2 separate regions of the Homo sapiens genome follow, and region 1 is linked to region 2. A link is a contact called in ENCODE Hi-C data. All regions are on one chromosome and are shown on one strand. The core of a region is the stretch at or near the end of the contact, and the rest is flanking DNA. Distances in the headings are between cores, read along the strand shown.

The links. Hi-C counts contacts between places; a loop is a spot of excess contacts on that map. Pooled maps may share reads with other maps.
Region 1: a loop to region 2 is called in a pooled map, with 6 times the contacts of the local background. The contact joins the promoter of SLC35A4 here to the promoter of DDX46 in region 2. A Hi-C loop is called at or near these places in 2 of 50 pooled maps.

What each region holds. Positions count from the first base shown.
Region 1 is chr5:140,562,702-140,566,584 of GRCh38, forward strand. It overlaps SLC35A4 (solute carrier family 35 member A4), which reads left to right and starts at 2,127. Exons shown (of 3, transcript NM_080670.4): 1 at 2,127-2,157; 2 at 3,172-3,270; 3 at 3,864-3,883. APBB3 (amyloid beta precursor protein binding family B member 3) reads right to left here and starts at 1,897. Exons shown (of 13, transcript NM_133173.3): 1 at 1,496-1,897; 2 at 1,051-1,214; 3 at 893-969; 4 at 1-22. The coding sequence starts at 1,544. LOC131768270 (SLC35A4 upstream open reading frame protein) reads left to right here and starts at 2,127. Exons shown (of 3, transcript NM_001394034.2): 1 at 2,127-2,157; 2 at 3,172-3,270; 3 at 3,864-3,883. The coding sequence starts at 2,143. MIR6831 (microRNA 6831) reads right to left here and starts at 1,050; the gene lies at 970-1,050. RefSeq lists enhancers at 1,055-1,114, 1,723-2,329, 2,085-2,204 and a silencer at 1,585-1,764.
Region 2 is chr5:134,757,248-134,761,297 of GRCh38, forward strand. DDX46 (DEAD-box helicase 46) reads left to right here and starts at 1,532. Exons shown (of 23, transcript NM_001300860.2): 1 at 1,532-1,708. The coding sequence starts at 1,692. RefSeq lists an enhancer at 1,307-1,796.

The sequences.
Region 1 (3,883 bases), core at 877-3,376, 5.8 Mb after region 2:
ACCATACCAGGACAGAGAGTTACTGAAACAGAGCAGAGCTGTTAAGAGGACCACATTTCCTACAGTAGGGACACTGGTGAGGCCTAGACAACTTGATAAGCACAGGATGAGGGGCAAGACCCAGAATATAGCACCAGAAATATAAAACCAGAGCAGGGTAGAGCCCAGGACATATTAACGTAACATAAAGTGTGACTCAGAATTTGAGGGAAAATTCAGGACATAGGACCCAGACACAGGACATAGAATAAAAGTCACAAGGCTAGGTGCAGTGGTGGCTCACGCCTGTAATCCCAACACTTTGGGAGGCTGAGACGGGTGGATCATGAGGTCAGGATATCGAGACCATCCTGGCCAACATGGTGAAACCCCATATCTACTAAAAATACAAACATTAGCTGGGCATGGTGGCATGTGCCTGTAGTTTCAGCTACTCAGGAGGCTGAGGCAGGAGAATGACTTGAACCTGGGAGGCGGAGGTTGCAGTGAGCCAAGATCGTGCCACTGCACTCCAGCCTGGATGACAGAGTGAGACTCCATCTCAAAAAATAAAAAATAAAAGTCACAAAATAGAACAGGGTCCAATATGTGGACCAGAACCCCAAAGTGGGACAAGAGACCCTAGAACAGAGGACTTAATGGCCAAGGTCTAGAACATGATAGGTTAGGACCAAGAATATGAAAAACATGTAGCTACAAACAAGAGCTTAGAACAAGGGATAAAACTCAAAATACTGACAGTTAAGAACCTGGGACAGAGCCAAGAACGTAACAGAACCCAAAACATGTGACAGAATCCAGAACCTGGGCTGGAAAGCAGACCATGGGTCCAGCTGCATTTTTGAACACCATGGAACCCCAAGCCTTTCATTTTGCCTGGGCCACCCGTTACCTCCGGTCCAGTGAACTCTCCAGGCTGGAGAAGGATCTCCCTTTGGGGGGCCGCAGTCCCCAGATCCCCTCCGTTCCCTGTAGAGTGGGAGTTAGTCAGTTTAACAGCAGACCTAGGTCCACACATGGGCTCAGACCTCCTCCTCACACTCTACCTACCGTGCCTGGGTCCTCTGCATCTCCTAGTTCCCAGGTTGGGCGCTGCCACTGGGTGCTACCGCTGGGTACATGCCAGTAGTAAGTACCTGCAGCATCGTGGATCTTCCTCCAGCCAGGAGGCAGGCCAGCCTCCACCTCCAGACTGTGGTCCCCCCACAAGTCATCTACAGGAACACCGGATTAGAGAGGAGGGAGCATATGATTTGTGAGTTCAGAATAACATGCTGTCATAATCCCCTCTCCATCCCCAAAATGGGTCAGTTCTTAGGCTGAAGATCCAGGCTCCTCAATCTTGAAGACATCACATGTAAAGACCGGGTTCATTCGCCCCCTGGTCCCTACACAGAGAGGTATCCCCCACCGTCTTTGAGCCCCAGAGTAGCCTTTCGGATTCCCTCGTCCTCCCTCAGCTCCTGGTCTTCCCACCGGGCCCCTCCGTGCACACCATCGCAGTTGACCAGAATGATGGCCAGCATGTAATCCTTGCCCAGCATAACCCCGGCTGCTCCCCGCCAGCCTCTGCCGGCCCGCACTCTCAGCCCAGCGCGACCTCTGGAGCTACTGCGCCTGCAAGCCCAGCCTCTCTGCGCCGCAGGCTGCGGGGCCAGCTGGCGCCGCACAAATACGGGGCGGGACACGGGGCGGGACACGGGCCGGTCCCGGGGGAGGGCCTGAGCCGCACAGCCCGCCCAGGGGTGGTGCGTGTAAACGGGCGTCTGGATCCCCGAATGGTTGCGTGTTTCCGTGTGTGGGTCCGGGGGAGGCCCACGAACGCCAGCGAAACCGCTGACACCACCGCCCAACTATGAACTCATCAGGCGCCTGAAGACCGACACGCCGAACATGCGCCGCGCGCACTCGCGCACGAGTGAGATCATCGCGCCCCGGTCGTGAGTGCGCTCACACGCAGCCTGAGACTCGACGGGAGGGGGTCACGTGGAAGTATCTGAGAGAGGCGTACTTGGCCACTAGGAAAGCACCTCCCCCTTTCCAAAAATGCTCCGGAAGTGCCTTCGCCCTCCGTAAAGATGGCCGGGGCAGTCGGCACGAGGGAGGCGGGGATGCGCCTGCGCAACAAGTTCGGCGGGGAAGATGGCGGATGACAAGGTGAGTGGCCGTGGGGGTGATCTGCAGCCGGGCGTGGTCTTCACTCTCCTTGACCTTTTTAGTTCCGGGGAGAAGCGACTCTGGAGCGGCTCAGGAGTGAGGATGTCCCTTGTTTCTTCTGCGGCTCCTGTCAACTGCCTCAACAGTGTGGAGTGGTGTGGGGAGAGCATTCGGCGAGGCGGGAGGAGCCGTGGATCCCCCAGATGTCCCCTCCTGGGAACCATCACGAACCCGTTACTAGCACAGACTCAAAAACATTCACCCTTAAACACTCCTCACTTTACCCCATTCCCTAGCTCCCGAAATTTTCTTCCCAGTGACACGATGTTTCCAATCACACGGACACTCACACCACCCTCATTCAAACACTCCTTTGCATACATTCTGAATTTCATACTTATATGCGATCAAAATCACTCAGTCCATTTACTTACACACTTGCCGACAGTCTTTTTTGTCATTCTCAGTCACATCCAGTCACTCACATTCAGTTTGGGATGTCCTTGGGAAGAAAGAGGTAAAGCCCATCCAGGAACCAAGACAATAAAATTGTCCAGGAAACTGCCTCGGTCCATTACTCACCATTGGTCTAGAAGCTCAGCATTACCCACACATTTACTAAATGTCAGGCACTAGAACATAGTAGCCAAGACAGACTGGTCACGACTTTCAAGGAGCTCATAATGGAGTCAGTAGTGGTTTCCTGATGGACCTAATTAAAGGTCCCTAGCTGTCCCTCCTGCCTTTCCTACATACTGCTTGCTATATAAAATTCTTGTCAAGGTTGATGTAAGTTACTGGTTCAGATCCCATCTGTCAGTCCCTTCCTGGCCCTCATTTGAATTCTGTGCTTTTCAATGCTTGTCTTTCTTTGCCACTGCCATCTCAGGAAGCTTTTATAGGAAAAGGTCTTTCTGGCTCACCCCATCCCCTCCCAATTCCCAGCTTCTGATGGAATTGAGCAAGGGGTGGGGCTTAGTCAGACTGCTGGAGCCAGCCTCTCGCTTGTCCTAGGATTCTCTGCCTAAGCTTAAGGACCTGGCATTTCTCAAGAACCAGCTGGAAAGCCTGCAGCGGCGTGTAGAAGACGAAGTCAACAGTGGAGTGGGCCAGGTAAGGACTGTCCCACCCCACCCCTGCCTTAGGCTTTATTGCCCAACATGCTCTTGAGAGTGTTAAATGGATGGTAGAGATTTCTTCAGCAAGTGATTATTGAGGGCCTATTCTCAGTCACCCTAAGGACAATTTTTCTGAATGGCACATGAACTAATATCTTAAGTAGTGGTTAAGTAGGTGAAGAGGGGAGGAAAGAACATTCCAGGCAGAACAGCATATGTAAAGGCCTTGTGGTAGGAAGTAGCATTATAAACATGAGGGGTGAAAGGAGGTCCATTTGGCTACAGTAGTTGGGGAGCATGCTAGGAAATGAGGCTGGAGAAACCGGCAGGGCTAGGGGCATCTCTGACCTTGTGTGGCGGTGGAGTTCTATGGTTGGAGCTTTCTGACCCCAGGGTTCTGAGATTGTGTGATCAGAACTGCTTGGTTCTTTTTCTGGCCCCAGAACCTTGGGAAAAATCTGGAGAAAATACCACGGTTGTCCAGGGTGAGGAGGAGCTGGTGGTGGAATGCTCTAATCCCAGCTTGAGTAGCCCCTGGACAGTCAGGAAGGAGCCTAGCTAAGTTTCCTTCTGCATTTTTCTCTGCAGGATGGCTCGCTGTTGTCCTC
Region 2 (4,050 bases), core at 282-2,781:
GGAGGCCGAGGCGGGCAGGTCTCCTGAGGTCGAGAGTTCAAGACCAGCCTGACCAACATGGAGAAACCCCATCTCTACTAAAAATACAAAATAAGCTGGGGTGGTGGTGCATGCCTGTAATCCCAGCTACTTGGGAGGCTGAGGCAGGAGAATCGCTTGAACCCAGGAGGTGGAGGTTGTGGTGAGCTGAGCTCTCACCATTGCACTCCAGCCTGGGCAACAAAAGCGAAACTCCGTCTCAAAAAAAAAAAACAAAAAAAATTCAACATTTCTGTGTGTGTTGCATGAGACAATACATATACATTTTTTTGGTGCCCAAACTCTCGAATAATGTTCTCAATCTTGACTGTACTTCAGAATTACCTGGGAAGCTTAAAAATTCCCAGTGCACAAGAAGCACTCCAGGCCAATTAAATCAGAACATAGGGGTGGAACCCAGGCTTCTATTTTATTTACTAATATTTTAGAGATGAGATTTCTCTGTGCTACCCAGGCTGGAGTCATCATAGCTCACTGCAGCCTCAAACTCCTGGGCTCAAGTAATCTTCTTGCCTCAGCCTCCCTGGCTCAAATGATCCTCTCACCTCAGCCTCCCAAGTAGCTAGAACCACAGGCGTGCCAGCACACCTGGCTAATTATTTTGCTTATTTTTTGTAGAGGGTCTCGCTATGTTGCCCAGGTAGGTCTTGAATTCCTGGGCTCAAGCCATCCTCCTGCCTCGGCCTCCCAAAGTGCTGGGATTATAGGCATGAGCCACCATGGCTGGCCCTTTTTTTGTTTTTTTGTTTTATTTTTAAGCTTCCCAGTGCAAGCAATGTTGAGAACTAATCTTTTGCCAAAGTATTTTTAGCTCTTTGTTCTCTACTAGGTTAACACCTACCGGGTCTTCAAATCTCACCTCAGAGTTCACTTCCAAGGGAAACGTGTTTTCTGAATCCGTCTCCAATGGTGGACTCTCCTTGCTGTATTACTTCTGCTTGTGTTTTTAGTCAAGTCTATTATTATTACTATTTTCTTTGCAGAGACGAGGGCTACGTTGCCCAGGTCTTGAATTCCTGGGCTCAATAGATCCTCCCGCCTCAGCCTCCCAAAGTGCTGGGATTTCAGGCGTGAGCCACTGTGCTGGCTTTAGTCATCTGTTTCCCGGATAGACTGTGAGCTCCCCAGGATCTAGCACAAGCCTGGCATATGACAACATAAATAAATGAGTGAATGTATACATGAATAAAGAGCGTGTACGGAGAAAGTTGCCGCATTATTTAGCGCAAATTAAGGCAGACATCAGCCTGCCCAGGACGCCTCTTTGGCTCTGGCGCGAAACACCCTCACGGGCCGGCGAGGCTGACGCGCTGCGCTCCATCGCACTAATCAGCCGGGCGTGGTGCGGGCGCCGGGAAGACTGGGCGGGGCGAAGGCATCACCTTTCGATGGGGCCGGCGCTGTGCGTCCTCCAGTCGAGGTGGGGCGCTGTGGAAGAGCGGCAGCTTCCGGTCGGCTTTTCTCTTCCTTCGGCTGCCGGCGCCAGCACGTCCTGTTTTCGTTGGCCGCGCTGGGATGGCCGCCACAGCTGTAGGTGCTGCTAGTGTTTAGCGCTGGTCTTTGCCGGGCGTTGAGGGCAGCTCAGCCTCCTTGTTTGTCCGGTTCGCCTGTGCGTGGTACTCAAGGGCACCAGTATTCCCGCGGTCGGCAGCATGGGTCGGGAGTCACGGTGAGGCAGAGCGCCGAGCGGGCTAGCGGGCGAGCGGCTTCTTGGGGTCGTGAGAAGAGGCGGGAGTTGAGGTGGCCGCCGGGCCAGGCCTGGCGCGGCCCCACGTGCGGTCAGCGCTGCCCCGCGAGCATTGGAAGGGCTGGGGGACCTCGGCTGAGGGAATGGTTGTGTTTGGGCCAGCGACGGCTTCCCCTGCACTACCATCAGAGGGTTCGAGCCCCTGGAGCGGGAACAACCCTCCAGGACGTTAGTGATTGGGCACCACATCCCGCCACTTCAAGGGAGCCTGCCCTGATTACTTCAGTCAGAAGTGATCCCAGTTGGATTGCTTATTGCTTCGCGTTTCCAACATTTCCTCGACTCCTGTCATTCTGTATTTTAGTTCTTTGTGCGCGTATGATCTTTTCCCAAGTTACTTGAAAGGAGCGTGTGGGCAGACATTTTTACCGCATCGACAGCACTATACACGACTAGGCTTTTACTGGGCTACAATAAATACTTGTTGCGTGGGCATTTACTTCGCAAATAGATTTCGTATTTAAGCAGGTAACTTTGTTACCTGCTTTTCTGTCCTTTTGAAGTTGTGGACTATGAGCTCTTATTAGAACTCATTAGATCTCATCACAACTTTAGATTGTTGATAGATTGTTAGGAACCTTGAGATTTTTATGTTAAAAATGACTATTTGCTATGTATTTAGCAATGACTGAAAGATATTTTATGTCTAGGAACAATGAAGGCTTTTGTTGTTAGTGCTAACAGTTCTTTGTTGAGGTACAATTAACAATCAGGGAAATGGACAAAACGTAAGGGTAAAGCTTGATGAAATTTAGCAAATATATAAACCGTGTAATCATCACCTGGATGAAGATAAAAAATATTTCTTTAACTACAGAAAATTCCTGTGACGGTGTTTTAAATCTCCGGAAGGCTGTCCAGACCAGAAATCTGAAAGTGATATTTATTTGACTCATTCTTCTCTCTCACTACCCACAGCCTGTTAGATTCTACATCCTTTGCCCATTCTGGTTGTCCCTGACTTAATTGAGGCCCTAATTATTTATTGTCCAGACTACTACATCTGTTTTAAATTGATTCTCTGAATTGATTGTCTTCCTCTGTTGCTCTCCTAATTGTTAGATCCCTTACACTACAGCCAGAGTGACACTTCTGAAGTAGAGATAAGATGATGGCATGCCCCTGACTTAGTCTCCATTGGTTTCTACTGCTTCCAAGATGAAATTTAAACTCTATGACAGCCTTCAAGGCCCTTCACAAGAAGGTCCATTCTAGCCCGTCAGCCTTCTCCTTTACCTCTCTGGTGTGCATGGCCTGTGCTCTAGGTTTGTTCAGGGAATCATGAAAGGCTTAGAGGTGGGAAGGCGCAAGGTGTTAGAGAAATAGCTAAAAAGCCCAATTTTTCTGCATATGTAGGTTTCATGAAGGGATTTTATCTTTTTTGAGAAGTAGTAGGAGGTAGGTCCTGAATAGGACTTGGGCCCAGAAAGCGGGTGGATTGTAGATTTTGAAGATCAGAATTTGTTTGTGAACCTTTGAAGATTTTGAGTAAAAAGTGTGTAATAGAATCAGAATTCTCCTTAGCAGCAATGAGTAAGATTTAATGGAAAAGTAATAGAAACAGGAAGACTACAGTCTTTAAGAATCTCCTAGGTAGATATGTCTGATATAGAATAGTGACGGTTGGAACTCTGTGGAGGTGATATAATGTGAAGGGAATTACAGAGGTGAAATTGGTATTACTTGGTTGTTTTTTTGTTTTTGTTTTTGTTTTTGAGACAGAGTCTCGCTCTTTCGCCAGGCTGGAGTGCAGTGGTGGGATCTCGGCTCACTGCAAGCTCCGCCTCCAGGGTTCACGCCATTCTCCTGCCTCAGCCTCCCGAGTAGCTGGAACTACAGGCGCCTGCCACCGCGTCAGGCTAATTTTTGTATTTTTTAGTAGAGACGGGGTTTCACCGTGTTAGCCAGGGTGGTCTCGATCTCCTGACCTTGTGATCCACCCGCCTCGGCCTCCCAAAGTTCTGGGATTACAGGCGTGAGCCACCGCACCCGGCCTGTTTTTTTGTTTTTGAGACAGGGACTTGCTCTGTCTCCCAGGCTGGAGTGCATTGAAACAATCTTGGCTCACTGCAACCTATGCTTCCCAGGTTCAAGAGATCCTCCCACCTCAGCCTCCCGAATAGCTGGGACTGCAAGCGTGTGCCACCACGCTTTGCTAATTTTTGTATTTTTTGTAGAGACAGGGTTTCACCATGTTGCCCAGGCTGGTCTCAACTCCTGAGGTCAAGCTCTCTGCCCACCTTGGCCTGCCAAAATGCTGGGAT